Regions from separate parts of the Homo sapiens genome. Here region 2 is linked to region 1. A link is an interaction called in ENCODE POLR2A ChIA-PET data of the cell type or tissue named here. Cell type or tissue: A673. All regions are shown on one strand. Links, peaks and the distances in the headings refer to the core of each region. The heading gives the core; the rest is flanking DNA. Region 1 has its middle 110 kb from the start of MED13. Region 2 overlaps MED13 (mediator complex subunit 13).

Region 1 (15,537 bases), core at 4,089-12,088:
AAAACAGTTTCTGGTTTAAATGGGGATTTTGTAACTTGCTGTCTCAGAGGCAGATTCCTGATGACTAATGGGGTGATTTTTTTTTTTTTTTTGAGATGGAGTTTCGCTCTTGCTGCCCAGGCTAGAGTGCAATGGCGTGATCTTGGCTCACTACAACCTCTGCCTCCTGGTTTCAATTGAGATGGGGTTTCTCCATGCTGGTCAGGCTGGTCTCGAGCTCCTGACCTCAGGTGATCCACCCACCTTGGCCTCCCAAAGTGGTGGGATTATAGGTGTGAGCCACTGCTCCTGGCCTAATGGGGTGATTTTATGCAGTGTGAGAGCCAGTAGCTGGGTAGCTGGATGCTTGTCTGAAGTGCTGCCTTTCCCTCAGGCACTGCTTGTGTGGAGATACCCAGGAGAGGACCAGAAAGAGCTCTCCTGTTGTGTCAGCTGTGAGGAAGGAAGGGAGAAACAAGAAGTGAAACCTGAGGCAGGACACCCTATTACGTGGCACAGACAGGGTCACCTCATGGGCAGTAGCTGTGACAGGGGACGCCAGAGCAGAGATTTTGGTGGCAAAATACCTTGAAGTCCTGAACTTTGAAGTCCTATATGAAAATATCTTGAAGTTCTACGTGAACCTTAGATGGACATTACTCTAAGACAAGGATTTAAGATGAGTTACAAAAGAGTATTCCATTCTAGCATGGCAAGAAACCCGGGCAAAGATTATTAAGTGATCAATAAAGCTAAAGGTTAGTGGAAAAATGTAGTAAAGTCTACACAGGTACTTGTGAGCTTTGTTTTTCCCAATGATATCTTTAATTAAATGAGTAATGTCCGCCGGGCGTAGTGGCTCACACCTGTAATCTCAATACTATGGGAGGCTGAAGTGGGAGGATCATTTGAACTCAGGAGTTTGAGGCTGCATTGAGCCTTTATCATGCCACTGCACTCCAGCCTGGTCAACACAGTGAGACCCTGCCTCAAAAAAAAAAAAAATTAGTTGGGTATGGTGGCACACACCTGTAGTCCCAGCTACTTGTGACACTGAGGCAGGAGGATCACTTGAGCCCAGGAGTGCAAGGTTACAATGAGCCATGATCACACCACTGCACTCCAGCTTTGGTGACACAGTGAGATCCTGTCTCAAAAAATAAAATAATTTTTAAAGCAACATTGAAATACATTCTCATCGTAAAAAAGTAAGCATTAGAATTATGGCTAATGGGCCCGGCACAGTGGCTCACACCTATAATCCCAACACTTTGGAAGGCTGAGGCACGCAGATCACAAGGTCAGGAGTTTGTGGCCAATAGGGTGAAACCCCATTTCTACTAAAAATACAAAAATTGGCTGGCTGTGGTGGTACGCGCTTGTAGTCCCAGCTACTTGGGAGGCTGAGGCAGGAGGATCGCTTAAACCTGGGAGGTGAAGGTTGCAGTGAGCTGAGATCACGCTACTGCACTCCAGCCTAGGCGACAGAACGAGACTCCCATCTCAAAAAACAAACAAACAAAAGAATTATGGCTAATGTCCTCTTTGACCATTTCTTTCCCCCTACAACTTCCCCAGCACCCCCCATCCTAATAGTCACCCTAGAGAAGGGTCATTCTGTGTTTGGGAGATAACTTTCTGCTTTTCTGGCCAGTACAGCCTCTTCCTCTTGGGGTAAAGGAAGATAACGGGTAAGATGGCGAGGATGAGTCAATATTTCCTCTATTCTTGGACACAGGTTCAAAAGAGAATCATTGGGAGTTTCTCAGTCCAACCAAATCATGATGCAATCCGGAAAAAGAACCTAAAATTTTGGCATGTAGTCTTCATTTTTCAATTTGCAGTATCAATGCCGATTTGTTTTTTTGTGTGTATATCTTTACAATTTTTTTTTGTTTCTTTAGGATTTTTTTTTTTTTTTGAGACAGAGTTTCGCTGTTGTTGCCCAGGCTGGAGTGCAATGGCACGATCTCGGCTCACCGACCTCCGCCTCCCAGGTTCAAGCAATTCTCCTGCCTCAGCCTCCTGAGTAGTTGGGATTACAGGCATGCACCACCACGTCCGGCTAATTTTTTGTATTTTCAGTAGAGACGGGGTTTCTCCATGTTGAGGCTGGTCTCGAACTCCTGACCTCATATGATCCGCCCGCCTCAGCCTCCCAAAGTGCTGGGATTACAGGCGTGAGCCAACCCGCCCAGGCTTCTTCAGGCATTTTTCAAAAGAAATTAAGGGAAGGTACATCAAGCCCAACTGATCTGCCATCATTAACCTGGAAGCTTTTCATTCAATTTTATGTGTCATCAATCTTGGCTTCTAATCTCTGGAATATTGTGATAATTTCAAAATGATCTCCCTATTTCTCTATCTCCTCATCTACCCATCTTTCTTCTCTCAACTCCCTTCCCTCTAATTCATCCATAGTCATAGTTATAAAACATCATTGTTAGCCAGATGTGGTGGCCCACGCCTGTAATCCCAGCACTTTGGGAGGTTGAGGCAGGTGGATCAACTGAGGTCAGGAGTTTGAGACCAGCCTGGCCAACATGGCGAAACCCTGTATCTACTAAAAGTACAAAAATTAGCTGGGCATGGGGGCGGGCACCTGTATCCCAGCTACTCAGGAGGCTGAGGCAGGAGAATGGCTTGAATGTGGGAGGCAGAGGTTGCAGTGAGCCGAGATCTCACCACTGCACTCCAGCCTGGGCTACAAGAGCAAGACTCTGTCTCAAAAAAAAGAAAAAATAATAAAAAATAAAACATCATTGTTATTTTATCAATCTTCAGCAGCTTTTCATTGCCTACAGAATGGAGTCTCAGTTCCTCAGGTTGGCATTCCACAATCTGATTCCAAAATGTGAATCTATACTTAAACTACTCACTACTCAAACTTCATTCCAACCATTGTTCCTGAATGTTCTGTGTGTTATGCCTATCTTGACATCAATACTCCAACCTTTACCTATCTACATTCTGTTCCCTTCATTTCTCTGAGTTCCATCTGTCTTTCAGAGTAGTGTGCTAGCACTGTGTGTCACACAGAAATGAATTTTACAATGTAGAAATCCTGTACTCATTTGCAGTACAATTTGACAGTACATTTCAATAACCATAGAAGTGTTCAAATCCTTGGGCTCAGAAATCCCACTCTTGAGAATTTATTCTCTAATAAACAGAAATAGAGGAAAGGTTAAGTCAATTATGGTACATGTACTTAATAAAATAGAATACAGCTATTTAAAATTATAACTAGAAGCACTATATAGCTTATGAAAATGCTTATGAGTAATTAAAGAAAAACAGAGAATAAAATTGTGATTAAATCTGGAAACCTGGAAAGGGAACTAAAGAAACAGTTGAACTAAAGAAACAGTTGATTTGTGGGGTGGTGGGAGGTTACGTTATTCTTTTTCTTTTATTTGGATTCCCTTGATGCCATCCTTTTTTTTTTTTTTTTTTTTTGATGAAGAAAGTCTCCCTCTGTTGCTCAGGCTGAAGGGCAGTGGTGCAATCTCAGCTCACGGCAACCTCCACCTCCGCTTCCTGGGTTCAAGTGATTCTCCGGCCTCAGCCTCCCAAAGTGCTCGGATTGCAGGCATGAGCCACTGTGCCCGGCCCCTTGTTGCCATCTTAACACTGTTCTTATGATATATAATTGTGACATATAATTGCTGTTCTTGGCCAGGCGCAGTGGCTCACACCTGTAATCCCAACACTTTGGGAGGCCGAGGTGGGCAGATCACCTAAGGTCAGGAGTTCGAGGCCAGCCTGACCAACATGGTGAAACCCCGTCTCTACTAAAAATACAAAAATTATCTGGGCATTGTGGCGTGTGCCTGTAGTTCCAGCTACTTGGGAGGCCGAGGCAAAAGAATTGCTGGAACCAGGGAGGTGGAGGTTGTAGTGATCCGAGATCACGCCACTGCACTCCAGCCTGGGTGACAGAGCAGACTCCATGTCAAAAATAAATAAATATGAAAATAAAAAATTGCTTTAAAGAGTAATGTAGAGTTCTTATTTAAACTATCTGATCAGACATATGAATTGAATCTTTCTCCTCTTAAGAGTTCTTAGCATTGGCTGGGCGCAGTGACTCACGCCTGTAATCCCAGAACTTTGGGAGGCTGAGGCAGGCAGATCACCTGAGGTCAGGAGTTCAAAACTAGCCTGGCCAACATGGTGAAACCCTGTCTCTACTAAAAACACAAAAATTAGCCAGCAGTGGTGGCATGTGCCTGTAATTCCAGGTACTTGGGAGGCTGATGCAGAAGAATCGCTTGAACCTGGGAGGCAGAGGTTGCAGTGAGCCGAGATTGCACCACTGCACTCCAGCCCAGGCGAGAGTGAGACTCTGTCTCAAAAAAAAAAAAAAAAAAAAAAAAAAAAAAAAAAAAAAAAAGAGTTCTTAGAGTTTAGCAAGGTTGCAAGATACAAGGTCAATATACAAAAATTCTATTTCTATGTACTTGCAATGAAATTTTATTAATTGAAAAATTAATTGAAATTTTATAAAGTATCATGTATAATGCCACCCCAAATTAAAATATTTAGGGATAAATATAACAAAAATGGGCAATATGTTTTGCAAAAAACTATAAAACACTGATCACAGAAATTAACAAGACCTAAATAAATGGAAAGATATGCCATGTTCAAAGGCTGGAAGATACAATATTCACATGTCAATTGATCTATAGATTCAGTGCAATTCCAATTAAAGTCTTAGCAGTCTTTTTTGGTAGAAATTGATAAGCTGGCCAGGCGCTGTGGCTCACACCTGTAATCCCAGCACTTTGGGAGGCCGAGGTGGGCAGATCACGAGGTCAGGAGATCGAGACCATCCTGGCTAACACAGTGAAACCCCGTCTCTACTAAAAATACAAAAAATTAGCCAGGCATGATGGTGGGCACCTGTGGTCCCAGCTACTCAGGAGGCTGAGGCAGGAGAATGGCGTGAACCCAGGAGGTGGAGGTTGCAGTGAGCCAAGATCCGTGCCACTGCACTCCAGCCTGGGTGACAGAGTGAGACTCCGTCTCAAAAAAAAAAAAAAAAAAAAAAAAGAAATTCTACCTGGAAGAATAGCTAAAACAATTTGGATTAAAAAGAACAAAGTTGAAGGACTCACACTACTTGATCACAAGATTTACTATAAAGCTGGACAGTGATCAAGACAGTGTGGTATTGATATAAGGGTAGATATAGATCCATGGAACAGAATTGGGAATCCAGAAATAGACCCACACATCTATGGTCTTTTTTTTTTTTTTTTGAGAGAGGGTCTCGCTCTGTCACCCATGGTGGAGTGCAGTGGTGTGATCTCGGCTCACTGCAACCTCCGCCTCCCAGGTTCAAGCTATTCTCCTGCCTCAGACTCCTGAGTGGCTGGGATTACAGGCACCCACCACCACGTCTGACTAATTTTTGTATTTTTTTTTTAGTAGAAACGGGGTTTCACCATGTTGGCCAGGCTGGTCTCAAACTCCTGACCTTAAGTAATCCGCCCACCTTGGCCTCCCAAAGTGCTGGGATTACAGGCTTGAGCCACCATGCCCCACCTGGTCTATTGCTTTTTAACAAAGTGCCAAAATAATTCAATAGGAAAAAGATAGTCTCTTCAACAAATGGTTCTGGAATATTCAACATCTACCTGCAAAAACAAACAAGCAAACAAAAAGCTGACTTTGATTCTTTTCCATGTTTTTAAAATTAGCCCAAAATTTAAGATTTTTAGGGAATAGATTATAGGCCTAAATGTAAAATCTAAAACATCTAGTAGACAGTCTTGTGACCTTGGGGTAGGGAAAGATTTCATAGATAGGCTGTAAAAAGTATAAATCATGAACCTTTTTTTTTTTGAGACACAGTCTCAAAATTAAAATTTCTAACATTGTTAGAAAATAAAAAGACAAGCCAAAAGATAAAAGAGCAAATTGGGAGAAAAAACTTGCGAAGATATAGCTGATCAAGGATATATAAACAACACTTTACCCATATATTTACCCATAATATACAAATAATATTTTCTTTTTTTGAAACAGAGTCTCGCTCTGTTCCCCAGGCTGGAGTGCAGTGGCGCAATCTCGGCTCACGGCAATCTCTGCCTCCCAGGTTCAAGCAATTCTCTGCCTCAGCCTCCGGAGTAGCTGAGATTACAGGCACCCGCCACCATGCCTGGCTAATTTTTGTATTTTTCCTAGAGACAGAGTTTCACCATCTTGGCTAGGCTGGTCTTGAACTCCTGACCTCGTGATCCACCCACCTTGGCCTCCCAAAGTGCTAGGATTACAGGCAGGAGCCACCACACCCGGCCAACATTTTCAATTCAATAGATTAAAAAAAGGCAACCCCCACCCCACTCAATGGACAAAAGAGTTGAACAGACACTTTGCAAAATAAGAGAAACAAGTGTTTAACAAATACATAAGATGCCTTTCACCATAATTTACTAGGTAAAGGCAAATTTAAGCCACACTATAATGACACACCTACTAGAATGACTGAAAATTTTTGAAACTTACAATACCAAGTCCTGGAGAGGATGTAGAGCAACTGGAACTCTTAGACATTGCTGATGGGAAAGCAAAATAGTATATTCTCTGTGGAAGACAGTGTGGCAGCTCCTTTGGAAGTTGGGCATACATTTTCCACACAACTCAGCAATTCTACTCCAAGGCGTTTTCCCAAAATAAATGAAAATACATTTCCATAGAAAGAACTGCTAGCAAATGTATACCAGATTTGTTTATAACCACCCCAAACTGGAAAAATCCAAATGTCTATCAACTGGGGACGGATAAGCAAATTGTGATACATCCATACAATGAAATGCTACATAGCAATAAAAAGGAATGAACTACCAATACATTCAATGACATACATAAATCTCAAAACACCATGGTACGTGATTGAAGTGACACTCAAAGGGCTATATGTAATATTATTTCATTTATATGACATTCTAGAAAATCAAAACCAAAGGGACAGTTACGAGATTAATGATTGCCAGAAAATGGAAGTGAGGATAGGGGATTGGGTACAAAGGAGCATGAGAGAGCTTTTGGGGGTGATGGATATGTTCCGTATCTTGACTGTGGTGGTGACTGTGTGACTCTGTACATTTTTGAAAACTCATTAAAACATACTCTGAAAAAGAGTACAACTTAACTCCATGTAAATTATGTCCCCATAAATCTGATTCCAAAATTGAATTCTGCATACTGATAGCATTGGCATTACCTGGGATGTTGTAAGAAATGCTGAACCCCAAACTCCATCTGCATGCAGACCTTGTGTTGTAGGTCAGGTTCCCCAGGAAACAGGCCCTAAGATTCTGAAAGCTGCATACAGGAGGTTTATTAAGGGGAGAATTTAGAGGGAACGAAGTAGGATTGAGTAGGATTGAATCCATCTGCAGTGCAATTTGACAGAAGCCTCAGCTGAGCCTACAGGGACCTCTGGAGCTGGAATTACCTTCAGGGTAGGCCCTCTCATCAAGCAGTCATTGGATGTGACTGCCCCCAAGGTCTGACCTTGGTTGGGCAAGGTGATTCTCTTTAGCTGAAGGAAATTTCCAGAGAATGACTCAGCTGAGAACCATCAGCTGCCAACACTCCCGGCAGCTGGGTAAATGAGAGCCTCCATCCTGAAAAGAGAATCTGGGCAACTCACCATAGCACCCACTACAGTGCACTCCTTGCACCTTTTGAGTCCACTTGTTTCATAGAATAAGTTCACTCCATCTTGGAAGAGTTCCTTCAGGGTTCTTATTGGTCTCTTTTCCTAAGGAAACTTGTAAAGACAGTGGGATGAACCACATCCTTGCCCCCGCCAATACCACAGCTGGTGTCAAGGTCACAATCAATACTCATCATCTTCCTTCTCTACTGCCCATTCCAGATTACCTCTACCCTCAACCAGCACCTCTTCTGGTCTAACTGGCCTATCTGAGAGATGGACCCTGATCCTTTTCCATGAGCAGTAGGAGTCCCTGATTATTATATCTTTCTTTCTCAGGCTGTGATGCTGCATTTTTCTGTTAATGTCAAGATTGAACAGGGGATGCCAGGTGCAGTGGCTCACACCTGTAATCTCAGCACTTTGGGAGGCCAAGGTGGGTGGATCACTTGAGGTCAGGAATTTGAGACTAACCTGGCCAACATGGTGAAACCCCGTCTCTACAAAAAATACAAAAATTAGCCAGACGTGGTGGCAGATGCCTGTAATCCCAGCTACTTGGGAGGCTGAGGCAGGAGAATTGCTTGAACCTGGTGGGTGGAGGTTGCAGTGAGCTGAGATCGTGCCACTGCACGCCAGCCTGGACGACAGAGCAAGACCCTGTCTCAAAAAAAAAAAAAAAAAAAAAGATTGAGCAGGGGAATATCAAGAGAAACCCCAGTGGATTACTTGGGTGCCAGACTTACTCTTCCCTGCCTCCATCATGTGACAGCAGTCCTATCTCCTCCTGATGAGGGCAATTCCTCCTGACAGGATGATGACTCATTTCCTTGCCTGCTGGTATCCTGGTATAAAGTGCCTAATGTGACTGACAGTTTACTAGAACTCTTGTGTCCCCTGGTGGAAATATTTTCCCTCTGGGATTGAAGACTTCTAGATCCACAGAACCTAGAAGCACAAATTCCCTAAGTGAGCTATTGGGAGGGATGATAAACAGCCACTCCTACTTCTACCCTTTGGTTCCCAGACTCACACATTCTACCGTTTTAGGGACACAGCACTATATAACGGGCACTGACTTAGGGTATATACTGCATTCTGTAGGACGCCATCTATCAACTCTAAGCTGGTGTCTCAGCTGGCTTTCAAAGGCCATCCCATTACTGTCAGGCCAGATGTCTCTGGGTAGCATGGAATACGATAGGACCTCTGGATCCCATGGTAAAGTGTCCTACTGACATACCTCCTTTACTGTTAAGTGGATCCCTTGAGCCAATACAATGTTTTATGGGTTCCCATCATGGTGAGTGAAGCACTATAAACCCTTGGACAGTGGTGCTAGATGAGGCAACACAAGTAAGAAAGGAAAATCCAGCCAGGCGAGGTGGCTAATGCCTGTAATCCCAACACTTTGGGAGACCAAGGTGGGTGGATCACCTGAGGTCAGGAGTTTGACATCACCCTGACCAATATGGTGAAACCCCATCTTTACTAAAAATACAAAAAAAATTAGCCAGGCGTGGTGGCATGCGCCTGTAGTCCCAGCAACTTGGGAGGCTGAGACAGGAGAATTGCTTGAACCTGGGAGGCGGAGGTTGCAATGAGCCAAGACTGTGCCACTGCACTCCAGCCTGGACAACAGAGAGGACTCCATCTCAAAAAAAAAAAAAAAAAGAAAAAGAAAAAAAGGAAGGAAAATCCATACCCAGGATATACGTTGATTGCCAAGAAGACAGCTCATTGCCCCTTTTAGGATAGCAGGGCAATCAATACTGTGGTTGCTTGGTCTCCTTAAGGCATATTGTGATATTGAGGGCTTATTTTTGGTCTCTGTTGCTTGCAGACTGAACATTCAGCACTAGGGTAAGTTACAGCAGCCTTTATAAATGACGTTGGGCCCTTGAGTAGCTTCTATCCTTTCCAATGTGGATACTCACTACTATGGACTAAATGTTTATTTTCCCCCAAAATGTGTATGTTGGAGCCCTAGCCCCCAATATAGCTGTATTTGGAGATGGGGCCTCTAAAGAAGTAATTAAGGTTAAGTGAGGTCATAAGGGTGGGGCCCTGATCCAAAAGGATTAGTGCCCTTATAAGAGACATGGAGAGCACTTATTCTTGCATGTGCCTGCCTTCCCCTCCACCTCCCATGCACTGAAGAAAGGGCATGTGAGCACACAGGATGAAGGCAGCCATCTGCAACCAGACACCAACCCTGCTGGCAGTTTGATTTTTGGACTTTCTCTAGAACTGTGAGAAAACAAATTTCTGTTGCTTAAGCCACATTTTTTGTGGTATTTTGCTGTAGCCTAAGTGGATTAATAAACTCCATTTATGAGCACACTGTGCCAGCCCTGTGGGACTGGTAGCAGCTAGCTGGGTCATTCTGCCTAGTGCACTCCTATTGTTCAGTGCCTCTCCCATGGTGGCTGCTAGGAGCAGGTATTAGCATGTGATGCAAAGATCTTCACATTTCATGTCCATTCCTGTAGATCTATGGACCTATATCTTCCCCATACCCCAGGCCTCCCATATTCTAATATTTCTCTTTCCAGGCCTCTGAGCAACCAATGAAGACATTCACTACTGCCATGAGCTCATATATACTTTTGCCTCGAGCCATGTGTCTCTCTCTACACAAAGCAGATGATCAGCACACTCCCCAAATCTCTAAACATTGGGAGGATTTCCTGTCACTTCTTATTTCAGGGCTAGTCCTGAGAGAGACTGTAGTTAGCAGAGTTTGTTTTCAGCTTGTAACCACATCAGAGTATAACTTGAGCCATCCATGAACCAGTCTCGGTATTGTTCCTCCTTGGCCAGCATGGTGGCTCATGTCTGTAATCCCAGCACTAAGGGAGTCTGAGGCAGGCAGATCACCTGAGGTCAGGAGTTCAAGACCAGCCTGGCCAATATGGCAAAACCGGTCTCCACAAAAATACAAAAATTAGCCAGGTGTGGTGGTGCGCGCCTGTTATTGGGGCTGGCATAAACCTCACATGACGCTTTTTTTTTTTTTTTTTTTTTTTTGAGACGGAGTCTCGCTCTGTTGCCCAGGCTGGAGTGCAGTGGCACAATCTCAGCTCACTGCAAGCTCTGCCTCCTGGGTTCACGGCATTCTCCTGCCTCAGCCTCCCTAGTAGCTGGGGCTACAGGCGCCCGCCACCACGCCCAGCTAATTGTTTTGTATTTTTAGTAGAGACAGGGTTTCACCTGTTAGCTAGGATGGTCTCGATCTCCTGACCTCGTGATCCACCCACCTCAGCCTCCCAAAGTGCTGGGATTACAGGTGTGAGCCACCTCACCTGGCCAATGCATTTTCTTCTTTTTTGAGACAGAGTCTTGCTCTGTCACCCAGGCTGGAGTGCAGTGGCACCATCTCAGCTCACTGCAACCTCCACCTCCAGAGTTCAAACCATTCTGTCTCAGGCTCCGAAGTAGCTGAGATTACAGGTGTGTGCCATCACACCTGGCTAATTTTTGTATTTTCAGTAGAGACGAGGTTTCGCTATGTTGGCCAGGCTGATCTCGCTTCTAAAACTATATGATATAATGGGTCGCATGGCCCAAGAAGCAGGACTGCTCATACTGTAACCTGAAACCACTATGGAGCCCTTTCCTGCCCTAGGCCTCATACAATGCTGGTAGATTTCCTTGTCACTTGGTAAGGTTTAAAGCAGTGTTCCTAAGTAGGTAATATGCTGCCACCAGAGCCCAAAGAAGCCTGGTAGGCATTATGCTTGCTTCTTAGTCGTGGGAAGTGCAAGATGGAATAATTTGACCTTTACTTTGGAAGGAGATATCCTAGTATGCCTGAAGCCACTAAAACGTCACTACTGTGGCAGGCCCCTGAATCTTTATAGAACCCTCTGGAACACATGTCTTATCCAGGCCTCCAACAAGTATTTGTATTTCTTGCTCATCTGGTCCAAATAATATAATGTCATTGATATAGTGGGCCAATGTAATATTCTGGGGTGTTCAGATGGTCAAGTTCCTTTCAGAATTTATTTCTACAGAATGCAAGAGAGTTAACACAACCCCAGGGCAAGACTGTAAATGTATATTGTTGTCCATCTCACACGAATGTGAACTTCTTCCAGTTAGGAATGGATAAGAATGCGGCCGGGTGTGGTGGCTCACGCCTGTAATCCTAGCACTTTGGGAGGCTGAGGCGGGTGGATCGCCTGAGGTCAGGAGTTCAAGACCAGCCTGGCCAACATGACAAAACCCCGTCTCTAGTAAAAAATACAAAAATTAACCGGGCATGGTGTCAGGCACCTATAATCCCACCTACTCAGGAGGCTGAGGCAGGAGAATCACTTGAACCCGGGGGGTGGAGGTTGCAGTGAGCCAAGATTACACCACTTCACTCCAGCCTGGGCAAAACAGCAAGACTCCATCTCAAAAACAAACAAACAAACAAACAAACAAAATGCATTGGCCAGATTAATGGCTAATACCACACACCTAAAGCCATGTTAATCTGCTCTAACAAAAATACCATTTGTAACCCAGCAAGCACAACTGGGGCTACTCCTTGGATGAGTTTGCCACATCCTTCAGGATCTGAAGTTCCTGCATTTCTAGCATTTCTATTTCACTTAACAGTGGACCACTGCATTCTGGTTAAGGTCAGAATTAAGTGGGGAAAACATTAGTCCTGCATTCGTGAAGTCTTCAAAGGTGGCTTTAATCTCTGCTGTGTTCCCTGGAGTGTAATACTGTTTTTTATTTACTCTCTTGGATGGAGGAGGAGGGAGTAGTTTTAGAGGTTTCTACTTGGCCTCCTCCACTATGATAGCCCTACTCTTATAGTCTAAAGAAGAAATTATTGGGAGAAGCAATCTACCCTGGATTCTGAGTATCCCTGCACATTCCTGCTAATATGCTGGGAAGACAAGACCTTGACTTCTCTCTACTTAGGAGATTTCTCAGGGTTGTACACACAGCAATAAACCTTGAGAGATGAGCTAACATCTACTTCCAGGACAAAGAGTAGACTTGCATACTGCTTATAAAAATAGTGGATTCCCGGCCAGGCGCGGTGGCTCACACCTGTAATCTCAGCACTTTGGGAGGCCGAGGCGGGTGGATCACGAGGTTAGGAGTTCGAGACCAGCCTGACCGACATGGTGAAACCCCGTCTCTACTAAAAATACAAAAATTAGGCTGGGCGCGGTGGCTCACGCCTGTAATCCCAGCACTTTGGGAGGCTGAGGCGGGCGGAACACGAGGTCAGAAGATTGAGACCATCCTAGCTAACACAGTGAAACCCCGTCTCTACTAAAAATACGAAAAAATTAGCCGGGCGTGTTGGCAGGCACCTGTAGTCCCAGCTACTTGGGAGGCTGAGGCAGGAGAATGGCGTGAACCCGGGAGGCGGAGCTTGCAGTGAGCCGAGATCGCGCCACTGCACTCCAGCCTGGGCTACAGAGCGAGACTCCGTCTCAAAAAAAATAAAAATAATAAATAAATAAATAAAAATACAAAAATTAGCTGGGCATGGTGGTGGGTGCCTGTAATCCCAGCTACTCAGGAGGCTGAGGCAGGAGAATCGCTTGAACCTGGGAGGCAGAGGTTTCAGTGAGCCAAGATGGAGCCACTGCACTCAAGCCTGGGCGACAGAGTGAGACTCTGTCTCAAAAAAAAAAAAAAAAAAAAAAAAAAGTGGATTCCCATACAAAGGAATGCGATCATGTCCTTTACAGGGACATGGATGGAGCTGGAAACCATTATCCTCAGCAAACTAACGCGGGAACAGAAAACTAAACATCGCATGCTCTCATTTCTAAGTGGGAGTTGAATGATGAGAACACATGGAAACATGATGGGGAACAACACACACTGGGGCTTATTGGAGGGGGTTTCTGGGAGGGAGAGCATCAGGAAAAATAGCTAATGGATGCTGGGCTTAATACCTAGGTGATAGGTTGATCTGGGCAGCAAACCACCATGGCACACGTTCCCCTTTGCAACAAACCTGCACTTTCTGCGCATGTACCCTGGAACTTAAAAGTTGAAGGAAAAAAAATCCTCTGCATCGCCTCTATGGGAACTGGGGGCAAGGGGAACAGATGCAGACATGACACTGATACTGCTTGCTGTGGTCTGATAAAGTCCTTTGTCTCTGACCCAAGAGTCTCATATTCAACCAACAAACATGAAACAATAACAGGCTAATGGTTTGTAAGGAGGGTAAAATCCTAGTCCCTGACAGCAATGATGGGGAGCAGCAATGATGGGGAGCAGCAATGATGGGGTGGTTCTTCCAACTCCCAAGTATTTCCATGTCATATTACATTGGCATTATACATCTGGAGACAGAAAATCAGGTGGGTCTTTGGACCCACCGTGAACTAGACCTGGGTCAAAGGCTCCATGTATTACCTAGCCCCAATATACTCCCACTTTAACAGGGAGACCACAGTGACGCTTTGGGTCTCCAGGCATCAGTGTTAACTCAGGCCTTATATCCAACAGCCCTCAAAATGGTTGGGAATTACCCTTTCCTGAGGAAATGGCCATTGGTTTCCTTGGAGAAGGATTGGGGGAATCACGATCATATACATTTGCTGTGGCACTTCTTCCTGGAAACCTACTCTCTCCTTCAGTCAAGTTCTGGGTTCTGGGTTATTGGGGTGACTGCCCTCAAACTCCTAATCACCCATCTTTGATTTCTTCTGGTTGTACATATTGAACAATTGGCTTTTTGGCTGCTCCATCGATCTTGCCCCCGGGAATAAAATGTTCTTTTTTCTTTCCATCTGGCACTTTTATTGTTTCACTTTTTCTGTTTGATTCATTTGAGTAATTTGGGGGTGTGATATGAACCATGGCTCCAGTTTATATCTTGATGGCTTTCCAATTGCTTCACCATCACCTGATTCCATCACTGGATTTATTCTTTTAGTGAATAGTACATCTGTTCCCCATTGATTTGAAATGGCATTTTTGTTAAATGCTAACAATTAATTTTTTTTCTTTTTTTTTTTTTTTTTTTTTTTTGAGACAGAGTCTTTGCTCTGTTGCCAGGCTGGAGTGCAGTAACGTGATCTTGATTCACTGCAGCCTCCGCCTCCCAGGTTCAAGCGATTGTCCTACCTCAGCCGCCCCAGTAGCTGGGATTACAGGCACGTGCCACCACGCCCAGCTAATTTTTGTATTTTTAGTAGATACGGGGTTTCATCATGTTGGCCAGGATGGCCTTGATCTCTTGACCTCATGATCTGCCCACCTTGGCCTCCCAAAGTGCTGGGATTACAGGCGTGAGCCACCACGCCCAGCCAAAACTTCATATTCTTATTAATTTTCTCCATAGCTCTCCTTGGATCAGGTCCTCCCTGGTGTCACTCATTATGCTAATTGTGCCCAGCTTGCATCTGAGGGTTAAATGCTATCTCCTGGGATCCTGCCCGTTACTCTCAGGGAGCCCAGTTCTGTGGCAGCATTTGCTACCATGAACACTGACCCATATGTAACAGCTACAGTGAGTTTCCCAACACGCCAGTGTCCCTCAGTCAGTGCATTCCTCATTGCTTTCTAAATACAGTGCCCTCTAGACCCTCCCATGCCATAGTAGTCTGGCATTATGCAGAATATCCACTCTAATGTGCCCACTGCATTCAGCCTTTTGATCCCTTCCTCCACCATGGTCCATGATAGTTCTAGCATTTCTACTTCACTTACAATGGATCATTGCTTTTTCCAAACTTTGAGAGGCTACCAAGCAGCTTAAGAGCACCATCACCTGGGATCTTCAATAGTTGTTAAATCTTGTATTATGGGATATTGGCCCCACATCGATAGACTCTGTTATCCAATTTTATTCAGTGCTCCTTGATCCACCACCCTCAAGATATAGTGCCAGATGTACTTTGCTGGCT
Region 2 (15,537 bases), core at 2,645-10,644, 160 kb before region 1:
CTAAGCTTAGTCATCACCTACAATCCTACAGCAACTGGCCAGAAAGCGTATTCTACTCTACTAAATAGAAGTTACATCAGTCTGGAAAGTGCTAGAATTGACTGATTGATGGGCCTCACACCATACCTACCTTCTCCAAATACTTAGCACTACAAAAAGAATAAACTGACTAGAAAAGGGAAAGAAAATGCCTAAAATAATTTCTTCCTCATAATTTGAAGCAATTCTAAAACGAAGAACTTAAATGATACACCTAAAAATCAAACAATTTTGTTAAGTTTAAGATTTCTAGGCTGGGCATGGTGGCTGACACCTGCAATCCCAGCACTTTGGGAGGATGAGGTGGGCGGATCACCTGAGGTGAGGAGTTCGAGACCAGCTTGGCCAACATGGTAAAACCCCGTCCTTACAAAAAATAAAAAATTAGCCAGGTGTGGTGGCACGCGCCTGTAGTCCCACCTACTCGAGAGGCTGAGGCAGGAGAATAGCTTGAACCCAGGAGGCAGAGGTTGCAGTGAGCCGAGATCACGCCACTGCACTCCAGCCTGGGTGACAGAGCAAGACTCCATCTCAAAAAAAACAAAAACAAAAACAAACAAAAAAAAGATTTCTTTCAGTGCGCACTGAGATTTCCACTCAATGAGAGATATATATACACATAACATTATTTTTACACTAAGAAACTTTTTTTTTTTTTTTTTTTGAGAGGGAGTTTCGCTCTTGTTGCCCAGGCTGGAGTGCAATGGCATGATCTCAGCTCACCGCAACCTCCACCTCCGGGGTTCAAGCGATTCTCCTGCCTCAGCCTCCCTAGCAGATGGGACTACAGGCATGTGGCCACCATGCCCGGCTAATTTTGCATTTTTAGTAGAGACGGGGTTTTTCCATGTTGGTCAGGCTGGTCCTGAACTCCCGACCTCAGGAGATCTGCCCACCTCGGCCTCCCAAAGTGCTGGGATTACAGGCATGAGCCACCGTGCCTGGCCAAGAAACTTTTAAAATGTGGTAAGATATGGAGTTTACACATTCAGTATTCATTAGGTTTTACTTTTTAAATTTTACTTTTTTGCTGAATCAGAGCTATCCAGAAAGAGTATTAAAAAGCAGTGACAGGCACTTATTTGAAAAACTCTGTTGAGAAGACATACTGAGACACTTTTTTTTTTTTGAGACCGAGTCTCACTCTGTTGCCAGGCTGTAGTGCAGTGGTGCAATCTTGGCTCACGGCAACCTCCGCCTCCCAGGTTCAAGCAGTTTTCCTGCCTCAGCCTCCCAAGTAGCTGGAACTACAGGCGTGCACCACCACACCTAGCTAATTTTTGTATTTTTAGTAGAGACGGGGTTTCACCATGTTGGCCAGGATAGTCTCGATCTCTTGACCTCGTGATCCGCCCACCTTGGCCTCCCAAAGTGCTGGGATTACAGGCGTGAGCCACTGCGCCCGGCCGAGACACCTTTTTGTACAGAGCCTGAGATATCTTATTGTGCATAGAGAAAAAAAAGAACCAAAGTTATCAAAAAAAACCAAACTCGTTTCAAAAGGACATAGGAGAAATCCACCATTATCCTAATATTAAAATCAAAGATATTACACAAAAAGAAAACCATAGACCATTATCTCTTAAGAACACAGATGTAAATAATTAACAAAATATCAGCAACTCAAACCAGCAAAATATAAAAGAATAACACATCATGACCAAATGAAGTTAATTCTGGGAATGTATGGTGTAGCATTCAAAAGAAAAAAATATCATGCATCACATTAACAGAATAAAAGAAAACCATATTATCTCAATAACTATAGAAAAAACCCTATTAATACTATTAATATATTCAACCCCTATTTATATACACTCGGCAAGCAAGGAATAAAAGAAAATTTGCTTGATCTGATGGATATCTATGAAAAACTACAACTAATATCTTACTTGATGTTTAAGCATGAATAATTTCTCAAGATTAAGAACAAAGCAAGAATATTAGCTCTCAACATTTAACATTTTACTGAACGTTTTACCCAATGCAATAAGGCAAGAAAGAGGTCAGAGATTTCGGAGGAAGAAGATAAATTGTCTTTATTCATTGTCAACATTATTACAAACTATACAATAAGGCCAGATGCAGTGGCTCACACCTGTAATCCCAGCACTTTGGGAGGCCGAGGTAGGTGGATCATGAAGTCAGGAGTTCAAGACCAGCCTGGCCAACATGGTGAAACCCCGTCTCCACTAAAAACACAAAAATTAGCTGGGCGTGGTGGTGGGCACCTGTAATCCCAGCTACTCAGGAGGCTGAGGCAGAAGAATCGCTTCAACCCAGGAGGTGGAGGTTGCAGCAAGCTGAGATCACACCACTGCACTCCAGCCTGGGCGACATAGCGAGACTCTGTCCCACCCCCCACCAAAAACACAAACAAACAAAAAAAGTATACAATGAAAGGGTCAGGCTGATCCCCACCTAATCAATCTTAACATTACTAGATATGGGACAACCAGATACTGTCTCTCTCTGACGTAACATAATACAAAGCAACACAGCCACCATCTATGAAGTACTCTTGCCAAAAATATTGAAGTTGAGTCTAATCAAGTAATCAAGCCCCCAGATCAGCACTGAGCACTGTCTAGAACTTTCTATGATGATGGGAAGTTCTGTATATGTTTTTATATATATATATATATATATTTTGAGACACAGTTTCACTCTGTCACCCAGGCTGGAGTGCAGTGGCACGATCTCAGCTCACCACAACCTCTGGCTCCTGCGTTCAAGCGATTCTCCCACCTCAGCCTCCCAAGTAGCTGGGATTACAGGTGCCCGCCACCACACTGGGCTGATTTTTGTATTTTCAGTAGAGGTGGGGTTTCACCATGTTGGTCAGGCTGGTCTTGAACTCTTGACCTCAAAAGATCTACCCACCTCGGCCTCCCAAAATGCTGGGATTACAGGCATTAGCCACTGCACCCAGCCTGTATATGGCTCTTGAGTACTTGAATTGTGGCTAGTCCAATTGAGGAACTAATTTTTTAAGAGACAAGTCTTGCTCTGTCTCTTAAAAGGCTGGAATGCAGTACAATCATAGCACACTGTAACCTCAAATTCCTGGACTCAAGAGAGCCTCCCAAAGTGCTGAGATTACAGGCATGAACCACTGTACCCAGCTGAGGAACTGAATTTTTAATTGTATTTAAATCCAATTACTGTAAATTTAAATAGCCAATAGTAGTTACTAACACAGCTAGTATTGGATAGCTCAGCTCTACAGCTACCTTCCATTTATAGAAATGCAAAGGAAAAAGGAAGAAATTAAATTACACTGAAAGAAGTAAAATTACATGACAAGTAAAACGAAAAATCCAGAATGTGGGGCACTCTATAGGAGGAACTGACCTAGTTTTACCAACCGAGTCAATGTCATGAAAAGGGAGCAGGAGACAACTAAAAGGAGAGATTTAGAAAACATAACAACCAAATGTTTACTCCTTGTTTGAATCCTAGTCAAATAAACTATCTACAAAAAGACATTTCTGAGAAAATCTGGACAAGGTATCATAATATTAGGTATGACGGTAGAATTATATTCATGTAAGAAGATATTCGTATTTTTTAGAGCCGCATACTGAAGTACTGCAGAAGTGTAATATTTAAGATTTGCTTTAAAAACCTTTATCAAGAGCATAGCATAAGGATTTGCCAAATAAAGTATTACATATCTATAAAATGCAGTATTATGAACTTTTTAAAAAGAATGAATCTGTAAGTGCTAACATGGATAAACACCCAGGCTGTTTATCAAAAAAACAATAAGTTGCAGAAATACAGCATGATTCCATTTGTGTGAAAGAAAGCAACAGGCAGACCTACATACATAAGAGGGGAACCTGTTAATTTTTAATTTTATATTCTTGTGTACTGTTTGAACTTTTAATTTTATTTATTTAACTTTTGAGACAGTCTCGCTCTGTTGCCCAGGCTGGAGTGCAGTGGCGTGATCTCCGCTCACTGTAACCTCTGCCTCTCAGGTTCAAATGATTCTCCCACCTCAGCCTCCCGAGTAGCTGGGATTACAGGCACCTGCCACCACATCAGTCTAATTTTATATATATATATAATATAGATATACACACACTATATATATATACACACACACTATATATATCTATATATATACATACACACTATATATATACACACACACTATATATATGTGTATAGTGTGTATGTGTGTGTGTATATATATACACACACACACACATACACACTATACACATATATATATATATATATATATATATATATATATATATATTTTTTTTTTTTTTTTTTTTTTTTTTTTTAGTAGAGACCGGTTTTTGCCATGTTGCCCAGGCTGGTCTCAAACTCCTGATCTCAAGTGATCTACCCACTTCAGCCTCCCAAAGTGCTGGGATTACAGGCATGAGCCACTCACCCAGCCTGAACTTTGTAAAAGAGCATTTTTTTTTTTAAACACAGAAATTTGTTCAAAAACACAAAAAACCAAGAACAACAACAAAAAAAAAAACCCAGCAGGTCCTACCCAACGTATGAATAATCCCTTCTCTTTTTTTTTCCTCATGCTGTTGCCCAGGCTGGAACACAGTGCCGCGATTAGCGCTCACTACAGCCTCCCAGGTAGCTGGGATTACAGGCAAGAGCCACCTCATTGGCTTGAATGGGTTCTTTTTGAATACTTTCAATGACAAGGACCATACTACTGTATAAGGAGATGCATCCCCCTCATCAAATAGCTCCAACTGCTAGAAGGTAAATTCTTAATATTGAATAGAAATTCATCTTTTCTGTATCTTCCAGCCCTTCAGTCCTATTTCTACCTAATTTATAAAGCTGCACTATCCAATAATGGTAGCCACAAGTTACATGTAGCTATTAGACACTTGACAAGTGGCTAGTCCAAATTGAGATGTGCTATAGATGTAAAATACCAATTTTCCAAGACATGTTATAAAATAAAGAAATGCCAAATATCACTAATGTTTCATCACAATTACTGTATGTCAAAATAATATTTTAGATAAATCAAGTTCAATAAAATATATTGGGCTGGGCATGGTGGCTCATGCCTGTAATCCCAGCACTTTGGGAGGCCAAGGCGGACGGAACACCTGAGGTCGGGGGTTCTAGACCAGCCTAGCCAACACAGTGAAACCCCGTCTCTACTAAAACTACAAAAAATTAGCCGGGTGTGGTGGCAGGCGCCTGTAATCCCAACTACTCAGGAGGCTGAGGCAGGAGAATCACTTGAACCCAGGAGGTGGAGGTTGCAAGTGAGCCAAGATCACGTCACTGCACTCCAGCCTGGGTGACAGAATGAGACTCCACCTCAAAAAATATATAATAATAATAATAAATAAATAAATAAATAAAGTAAATTAAACAAATTTTAAAGATCTTCAGCAAGAGAAAAGGTCTAGTTGAAGCAAACACAGTAAGTGAATACGAATGGTTGATAAACAGGAATTCATTGCCCAATTCGCTTACTTTTGTCCATGTTTGAAGTTTCTAATAACAAAACAGAGTAGAACTAAAATGCTAAAAAAAAAAAAAAAAAAGCATGAAAGATTTGAGGAGCAAGATTAAAGTATTCCAAGGTCTTTGTTCATTCCATAAAAAGAGCGTAGACTCTAACTTTAGACTTTAAGGAAAGCAGGCATAATAAATGATTAATTCAATTAACAAAAGAACAAAAATAGAACACCAAACTTCTAAATCAAGAGAAGAAACTGAAAAAAAGAATATAAAAAGGAAAAAATAACAGTATCATTAACTCATCAATTATTCAAATATTTGTCTACTAAATTCAAAGTATGGTCTATGAACCCTCCTTTTCAGGGGCTACAGGGGTTCAAAACTATTTTCATAATAGCATCAAAACAGTATCTGACTTTTTTATTATGTTGAAATTTACAAAGATGGTGCAAAAACAATAGGCAGCAAAACTTCTAGCAACTGAACATGAATCAAAGGGAGTGGTACCAACTGTACTAGCAGTAGTAGTCACTGCTTTCTCCACCACCACACATTCAGTTTGTTGTTTTTTATGATAGTATCACTTAAGAATGTCCTTCATGAAGACAGCAAAAATAATTTTTATTAATCTCAATCCTTATACAATCTTTTTACACTCTGTATAAAGAAATAGGTAGTGCATATAAAGCATTTCTGCTATAGATTTGAAGTACAATGGCTATTTTGAGGAAAAGCGCTTGTACGACTGAGTTACAAGCTGAAACTAGCTTTTTTCATGAAACACCATTTGAAGAACAAAGGACTGGTAGATAAACTAAGATTATCCATATTTGGTCATTTGGCAGATTTGTTTATTAGGTTATCAAACATGAACAAAATGAGTTTGTCATTTAAGGAAGAACTAATCATTTTGAGCTTGACTGCTAAACAATGACTACTACTGCTAATACAGTTGGTACCACTGCAATATTTAGAATTTTGGAAAACTATCTGACACAGTGCTTGAGCTTTCTAATACTTAAATACTTTTCAGGTGAGATCACTGGCAATATTAATGAATGAAATATTTTGATACTCTGCATTGGCTGAATTCCACATCCTCAAATTCAACCAACCAGAGATGAAAAATATTATTTTTCAAAAATGAAAAGTTAACAGTACAAGAATAAAAAATAATATAAATTGTAAAAACAATACGGTATAACAACTATTTACGTAACACATTGTATTAGGTATTATAAACAAACTACAGATTGTTTACACTGAAGGGCCAGGTACAGTGGCTCATGCCTGTAACCCCAACACTTTGGGAGGCTGAGGTGGGTGGATTACTTGAGGCCAGGAGTTCAAGACCAGGCTGGCCAACATGGTGAAACCCAATCTCTATTACAAATACACACACACAAAAAGTTAGCTGGGCGTGGTGGCGCATGCCTGTAGTCCCAGCTACTTGGGAGGCTGAGGCACGAAAATCGCTCGAGCCAGGGAGGGGCAGGTTGCAGTAAGCCAAGATGACACCACTGCACTCCTGCCTGGGCAACAGAGGCAAAGACCCTATCTCAAAAAAAAAAAAAAAAGTATACTGAAGGATGCATACGGGTTATATGAATACTAACTCATTTTATATGAAGGACTTGAGCATCCGTAGATTTTGTTATCTGTGAGGGTTCTAGAATATCGATCCTACACGGATATTTAGAGATGAGTATATATAACAAAATGTGCCAACATTCAGATCTATATAACCCAGTGAACTGATATTTTTCAAATGACCAATGCATGATGTTACAAAATCGAAAGATCCATTCAGTTATTAGTGAAGTACAACCACTGACAGGGCTTTAGATTCCACATTCCAACCAACCCTTAAGAAACTACCACTTGTCAATTTTTGGTGTAGTATCAAAGAAGAATATCCACAATTATCTGAAAAAGTTATTAAAATACTCTCTTCCCTTCTCCAATTGCATAGCTACATGAGGCTGGATTTTCTTCATATACTTCAACCAAGACAATATCCAGCAATAGGCCGAATGCAGAAGCAGATATAAGAATTCAACTATCTTACTACACTCAATATTAAAGAGACTTGCACAACTGTAAAACAATGCCACTCAATTAGCTTTTTGGCTACTGTTTTGGAAAATATAGTGGATGTCTATTTTATTCATGTTAATATGCACTGAAATTATTGTTTTTAATAAGTGGTGCTTTAAAATTTCTCTAAAATATAAATAGATGTAATAAACGTACTTTGCAGTCTTCGGTAATTTTTTAAGACTGTAAATAAGTTCTGAGACAAAAAAGTTTGAGAATTAGTCTATTTTATGCAAGGCAGTAGGAGAAATAGGATCTCCATTCATCTGAGGTGAACTATTTAGTTATGTCCCAAGTGTACAAGGGATGTGAAAAGTAAATGGCCATACATTCACTTACCCAGCTATTAAGAGTAAGAAACTATTAACTGGGGCTACATACTAATAGCAGCAGTTCTCTAAATTTTTGACAACATTAAATCAGCCCTTTTCTTCTATACAGACCTCTTTCTAAAAGCTAGTTTCTTTAGAGAGTACAATTGAATTTCTTTTTTTCTTTTTTTTTTTTTTGAGACGGAGCCTCGCTCTTGTCACCCAGGCTGGAGTGCAGTGGCACAATCTCGGCTTACTGCAAGCTCTGCCTGCCAGGTTCACGCCATTCTCCTGCCTTAGCCTCCCGAGTAGCTGGGACTATAGGCGCCCACCACCAAGCCTGGCTAATTTTTTTGTATTTTTAGTAGAAACACGGTTTCACTGCGTTAGCCAGGATGGTCTCGATCTCCTGACCCTGTGATCCGCCCGCCTCGGCCTCCCAAAGTGCTGGGATTACAGGTGTGAACCACTGCGCAAGGCCAAACAACTGAACTTCATGCTAGAACACAACCACATTGAGCAATCTTTGTAAAAAAAAGAAATTGTCCTCAAAGCACAAACCAACAGAGTAATCCTTTTAGATTATTTTTTCCTATTGATGTTAGGTATGCAGTACTTTAATGTTAACATGAGAAATTTAATGTATTGCTTTTTACTTAGCAGCCTTTCTTTTTTTTTTTATGAAGATTAAAGAAAACCTTTTATTGAGGTATAACTTACAATAAATAGTGCACATTTAAGTGTGCAGCTCCTTTAATTTTTTACATATGAATACATCATTGAGACTTTCTGTAACCCACTTTATACTGTAGTTTGCTTTTTATTTTTCTTTTTTTAGACAGTCTCGCTCTTTTGCCAGGCTGGAGTGCAGTGGCACGATCTCGGCTCACTGCAACCTCTGCCTCCCAGGTTCAAGCGAGTCTCCTGCCTCAGCCTCCCAAGTAGCTGGGACTACAGGTGTGCATCACCACGCCCGGCTAATTTTTTTTTGTACTTTTAGTAGAGATGGGGTTTCACCATGGTGGCCAGGATGGTCTCGATCTTTTGACCTCGTGATCCTCCCGCCTTGGCCTTCCAAAGTGCTGGGATTTCAGGCGTGAGTCACTGCACCTGGCCTGCTTTCTTTTTTTTTTTTTTTTTTTTTAATTGATCATTCTTGGGTGTTTCTCGCAGAGGGGTATTTGGCAGGGTCATAGGACAATAGTGGAGGGAAGGTCAGCAGATAAACAAGTGAACAAAGGTCTCTGGTTTTCCTAGGCAGAGGACCCTGCGGCCTTCCTCAGTGTTTGTGTCCCTGGGTACTTGAGATTAGGGAGTGGTGATGACTCTTAATGAGCATGCTGCCTTCAAGCATCTGTTTAACAAAGCACATCTTGCACTGCCCTTAATCCATTTAACCCTGAGTGGACACAGCACATGTTTCAGAGGGCACAGGGTTGGGGGTAAGGTCACAGATCAACAGGATCACAAGGCAGAAGAATTTTTCTTAGTACAGAACAAAATGAAAAGTCTCCCATGTCTACCTCTTTCTACACAGACACGGCAACCATCCGATTTCTCAATCTTTTCCCCGCCTTTCCCCTCTTTCTATTCCACAAAACCGCCATTGTCATCATGGCCCGTTCTCAATGAGCTGTTGGGTACACCTCCCAGACGGGGTGGTGGCCGGGCAGAGGGGCTCCTCACTTCCCAGTAGGGGCGGCCGGGCAGAGGCGCCCCTCACCTCCCGGACGGGGCGGCTGGCCGGGCGGGGGGCTGACCCCCCCACCTCCCTCCCGGACAGGGTGGCTGGCCGGGCGGGGGGCTGACCCCTCCCCACCTCCCTCCCGGACGGGGCGGCTGGCCGGGCAGGGGGCTGACCCCCCCACCTCCCTCCCGGACGGGGCGGCTGGCCGGGCAGAGGGGCTCCTCACTTCCCAGTAGGGGCGGCCGGGCAGAGGCGCCCCTCACCTCCCGGACGGGGCGAGCAGCCTGCTTTCTATGTGCAGTTTTCCTATGAACATTCCACCACACTAAAGTCTAATATCAGTAAATGTGCGCTATTCAATCTCGCTAATGAAAAATGCGACAAACAATTTTATGCTTCTCACTTATTATAATGGCAAAAAATAATTTTGAGGATAGTTCTCAGATCAGTGAAATCACAAGAAAAACCAACATTTTCTATATGCAAAAAGTGTGAGTAAAATCGGTAGAACCTTTTTTGATGTCACACGTACTTAAATAGCCCTCTCGCCTACAACTCTTTATCACATCACCCACCTAGTTTATTTCCTTCCCAGCACTCATTCAAATTTAAAAAGGATTTAAAATCCTTCTAAAGCCTGGGCACAGTGGCTCACGTCTGTAATTCCTGCACTTTGGGAGGCCAAGGTACGTGGATCATTTGAGGTCAGGAGTTTGAGACCAGCCTGACCAACATGGTAAAACCCCATCTCTACTAAAAATACAACAATTAATCTGGATGTGGTGGTATATACCTGTAGCACCAGCTACTCAGGAGGCTGAGGCACAAGAATCCCCTCAACCCAGGAGACGGAGGTTGCAGTGAGCTGAGATGGCATCACTGCACTTCAGCCTGGGCAACAGAGCAAGACTGTCTCAAAAAAAAAATATATATATATATATATATATTCTTAAAAACAAATTATCTGCCTCACTTCCAAGAGAATGCAGACTTCATAATAGCAGGAGCTTTGTTAGCTAGTGTATTCTGAGCCTAGGACACCTTCTGTCACAGAGTAAGGATTCAAAAAAACCTACTAAATAATTGATAGTTACAGCAGTATTACTTTTTTTTTAAAGCAAGCACAAGCAAAAAACACCTATGGAAACAAACTGTATGTCCATCAAATCCAGAATGATTACATAAACTATGATACTTCCATTCAGTGGAATATTAATAACATTTTTTTCATTTTTCTTTTAAAAAAGAGAGTTATCACTACATTGTCCAGGCTAGTCTTGAACTCCTGGCCCCAAGCAATCCTTCTCCCTTGGCCTCCCAAACTGCTGGGATTACAGGAATGAGCCACCACACCCAGCCACAGGAAAATTTTTAAACAATGAAGCAGAGCTATATAAGTAACTAATATGGAAAGATCTGAGGCACATTAAGTGAAAAAAATTAGCTGTGAAAAATAAATCAGAATAATACTTATGTGAGGCCAGGCATGGTGGCTCATGCCTGTAATCTCAGCACTTTGGGAGGCTGAGGCAGGAAGATCGCTTGAGCCCAGGAGTTCAAGACCAGCCTGGGCAACATAGCATGACCCCGTCTCTACAAAATATTTAAAAATTATCCGAGCATTGAGGCACACACCTGTAGTTCTAGCTAGTTGGGAGACTGAGGCAGGAGGATCGTTTCAGCCCAGGAGTTTGAGGCTATAATGAGCCATGATTTCATCACTGCACTCCAGCCTGGGCGACACAGCTAGTCTCTAAAAAAATAATAATATTTATGTGTTGAGAGGAGAATACATAAAATTAAGTATGGAGAAATAGTATCTAATTGGCAACTAGCCACTTCTAGGGAGAGTGAGTAGGCTTGGGGGAGAGAAAGGATGGTCAAGGGGAACTTAGGCTTTATTCATATACTTTAAATTTCTTAAAATAATTTCTATTCATGTAAATTGTCTGTTACAGTTATGAATTTTTTTTCTTCCCAAATCAATTTTTAAGAGAAGCCAATGTTATCAGGCAGGGTCCAGACCTATCTTTCACACAGAAGAAATTCACTATAGAGAACCGGTTATACAAAACAGAGGAAAGTGAGGAAACCCAGAGACTAGTAATAGCAGGGAGCTTCTATGACTTCTAGCACTGAAAGGACAATAAGATGATGTAGTCTCACCATATCCCAGAAGCTCAGGATGGTGCTAGAACCATAGCAGGATCTGCTCAGTAGTAACTGGGACCATGAGGAAGGGGCTGTGTTAATAGGACACAAGGGAGCTGCTGCTGGAGTTGGCTCAAAAAGGGACTGGGGAAAGACCCTGGCTTCTTCCCTCCTCTCACCCTCCAATCTTCTGTTAGTGCCTCCTATTAGCCAACTCCAGAAAGCAAACGAGTCTAGGAAATTTAATTCCCTGCAATACAGAACAGAACAGAGAAAAAGCAGAAATGGATTTGAGAGCGAGCTAGAGGCCGATTTAACAGAGTCAGTTATCAATGTATGCCCCCCAACCTCCTATATATTCTATGGCAAAGAGGATACACATGTAGTAGCTCACTGTCTATCTGTCTTACCTTCACTTAAGAAATAAGCTAGATTTGTGGTGGGCAGAAGACCTAAAGTACAAAATGTAATACTAATTTTTTTAAGTAAATTATTAGAAATGCTGTATTTACTAAAGGAGCAAACTAACCAAAGCAAGTCACACGTATCGATTATGTAAAATTTTAGCATATTAAATCTCTATATGCCTCTGAGAAATTTCTGAAAATACTTTTAAAAATGACTTTTTTTTTTTTGAGACGGAGTCTCGCTCTGCCACCAACACCAAAGTGCAGTAACGCCATCTTGGCTCACTGCAACCTCTGCCTTCCGGGTTCAAGCGATTCTCCTGCCTCAGCCTCCTGAGTAGCTGGGATTACAGGCGTGTGCCACCATGCCTGGCTAATTTTTGTATTTTTAATAGAGATGGTATTTCACCATGTTGGCCAGGCTGGTCTTGAACTCCTGACCTCACGTGATCCACCTGCCTCAGCAACCCAAAGTGCTGGGATTACAGGCATAAGCCACTGCGCCTGGACAAGAGAAAACAACTTTTTAAAAATAAAAGTTCAGCTTAAAGACCAAGAATTTAAACCTGTGTTGCCAACATGCATATTTTAATGCCTTCCTCTAAAACCATTTTAGACAAAATACTTAAAATCCACCTTTTCAAAAAGAATAAAAAAGTCTAGTTTAGGAACTAAAACAGAACTATTTGATAAAAATTCCACTAGTGGGAAAGAAAATCCTAATTTATTTTTTTCTCAACTTTTATTTTAGGTTCAGGGGTAAATTCGCAGGTTTGTTATATAGGTAAACTCATGTCATGGGGGTTTGTTTACAGATTATTTCATCACACAGGTATTAAAGGACTAGTATCCAATAGTTATTTTTTCTGCTCCTCTCCCTCCTCCCAGCCTCCACTGGACCCAGTGTCTGTTGTTCCCTTCTTTGTGTCCATGAGTTCTCATCATTTAGCTCCCACTTATAAGTGAGAACAGGCAATATTTAATTTTCAGTTCCTGCATTAGTTTGCTAAGGAAAATGACCTCCAGCTCCATTCATGTTCCTGCAGAAGACATGATCTCATTTTTTTTTATGGCTGCACAGTATTCCATGGTGTACATGCACATTTTCTTTATCCAGGCTGTCAGTGATGAGCACTTAGGTTGATTCCATGTCTTTGTTATTGTGAATAGTGCTGCTATGAACATTCCCGTGCATGTGTCTTTATGACAGAATGTTTTATATTCCTCTGGGTATATATATCCAGTAATAGGATTGCTCGGTCAAATGGTAGTTTGGGAAAAGCTTACTTACATTTAAGCATTCTTTTAGTCTTAGACCAGGGATTAGCAAACTTTTTCTGTAGTGAACCAGAGAGTAAATATTTTATCCCCTGGGGGCCAGACTGTGTCACAACTATTCAACTCTGCCATTGTGGGGTAAAAGTGACCACAGACAATATGTAAATAAATGAATGTGGCTGTGTTCTAATAAATCCTTATTTATCAATACTGAAATCCGAATTTCACACAACTTTCACATACCATAAAACATTCTTTATTTTTTTCAACTTTTAAAAAACGTAAAAATCATTTTCAGTTGGCTGGGCATGGTGGCTCACACCTATAATCCCAACACTTTGGGAGGCCAAGGCAGATGGATCACCTGAGGTCAGGAGTTTGAGAACAGACTGACCAACATGGTGAAACCCCGTCTCTACTAAATAATACAAAAAATTAGCCAGGTATGGTGGCGCGTGCCTATAGTCCTGGCTATTCTGAAGGCTGAGGCAGGAGAACTGCTTGAACCTGGGAGGCGGAGGTTGCAGTGAGCCGAGATCACACCATTGCACTCCTGTCTGCGAGATATCGTCTCAAACAAATTAAAAAAAATCATTTTCAGCTTACAGGCCATACAAAACAGGCAGTGGGCCAAATATGGCGAATTCATCACTGTTTGCTGACCCCCATTCTTATACAAATTATGTTCAGATTAGGTGTGGTTTTTTTAGCTATTTTAAACTGCTAAACAATAGCTAAATATATCCTTGTTTTTATTCCAATCTCTCTAACAGAGGTAAATTTTCAACAAAGTTGCCAGACTTTTAAAAATTACGTATTCTTTAATCCAAAGAGCCTCCATAAGAATATTCAATTTATGCAAAAACATAACAGCACACTTGAGAGAGTCTGTTATTATATATTCAAACCAACAGAGCAAATGTAAGAAAAACCTTGGCCCTAACCTGCAGGCACTCCATTTGTTTGGTTCACTTCCATGAGAAAGACAGGTGACCATCTATTCCATCACAAGTTCTGACTAGGGATGTCAAGGCCATTACTGTTTACTTGAATGCAAAAGCCTATGATCTATGTTTAATCTGCAGGATAAAATAATAAACTCTAGGCAACATAATTTTAAAACTTCTCATAACCAAACCTTATCAAAAGGCCTTTATAAACTAAATAAATTTCTAAAGAATTCCACGTTCATCTATTCTTCTACCAATCATTCAACCAATATAATCCATTAGAAAGCGTGACAGTTTTGTCATGCTTTGAGTTTTGCTCCCTTGTGACAGTTCTTCCCTTACAGAATCCTATTTTCTGAATCTTATTTCAACATTTCACCTACAGCTGCCCAAAGAATGTTATAAGAAATTACTCCACAAAATCCATCACTGTATTTATCATTAAAAAAAAAAAAAAAAAGACTGTAGCTGGAAGCACTCCCCTTGAAAAGTGGCACAAGATAAGAATGCCTCCTCTCACTCCTATTCAAAATAGTATGGGGAGTCCTGGCCAGAAGAATCAGGGAGAAAAAAATAAAGGGCATTCAAATAGGAAGAAAGGAAACAAAAGTAACCCTGTTGGCAGACAACATGATTCTAGACCTGGAAAACCTCACAGTCTCAGCCCAAAAGCTCCTTCAGCTGATAAACAACTTCAGTAAAATTTCAGGATACAAAATCACTGTACAAAAATCACTAGCATCCCTATATACCAACAACAGCCAAGATGAGAGCCAAATCAGAAATGCAATCCCAGTCACATCTGCCACAAAAAGAGTAAAATAACTGGGAATACAGCTTACCAGAAAGGTTAAAGATCTCTACAATAAGAATTACAAAACACTGCTCAAAGAAATCAGAGATGATGCAAAAAAACAGAAAAACATTCCATGCTCATGGATAGGAAGAATCAATATCCTTAAAATGGCCATACTGCCCAAAGCAATTTGGATTCAATGCTATTCTTATCAAACTACCAATGACATTCTTCACAGAACTAGGAAAAACTATTTTTAAATTTCTATGAAATTCAAAAAGAGCCCAAATAGCCAAGGCAATCCTAAGCAAAAAGAACAATGCTGGAGGCATCATGTTACCTGGCTTAA

The links. Peaks named below come from ENCODE experiments on the same cell type or tissue, not always from the same donor. Only the 100,000 strongest peaks of a DNase experiment are listed, where the experiment ranks them.
Region 2: POLR2A ChIA-PET joins it to region 1 with 10 read pairs; 2 of 35 experiments call an interaction of 5 or more read pairs at or near these places.

Annotation. Positions count from the first base shown.
Region 1 is chr17:62,171,238-62,186,774 of GRCh38, forward strand. No RefSeq gene overlaps it. Among named protein-coding and RNA genes, the nearest start is that of MED13, 110 kb to the left of the region's middle. In A673, for the core only: a CTCF peak has its summit at 8,539 (motif pointing left); a DNase peak (open chromatin) is centred at 8,504; H3K27ac peaks cover 582 bases.
Region 2 is chr17:62,011,644-62,027,180 of GRCh38, forward strand. All of the region lies in intron 8 of MED13 (mediator complex subunit 13), which reads right to left. Among named protein-coding and RNA genes, the nearest start is that of MED13, 46 kb to the right of the region's middle. In A673, for the core only: no CTCF peak of the experiment used is centred there; no DNase peak of the experiment used is centred there.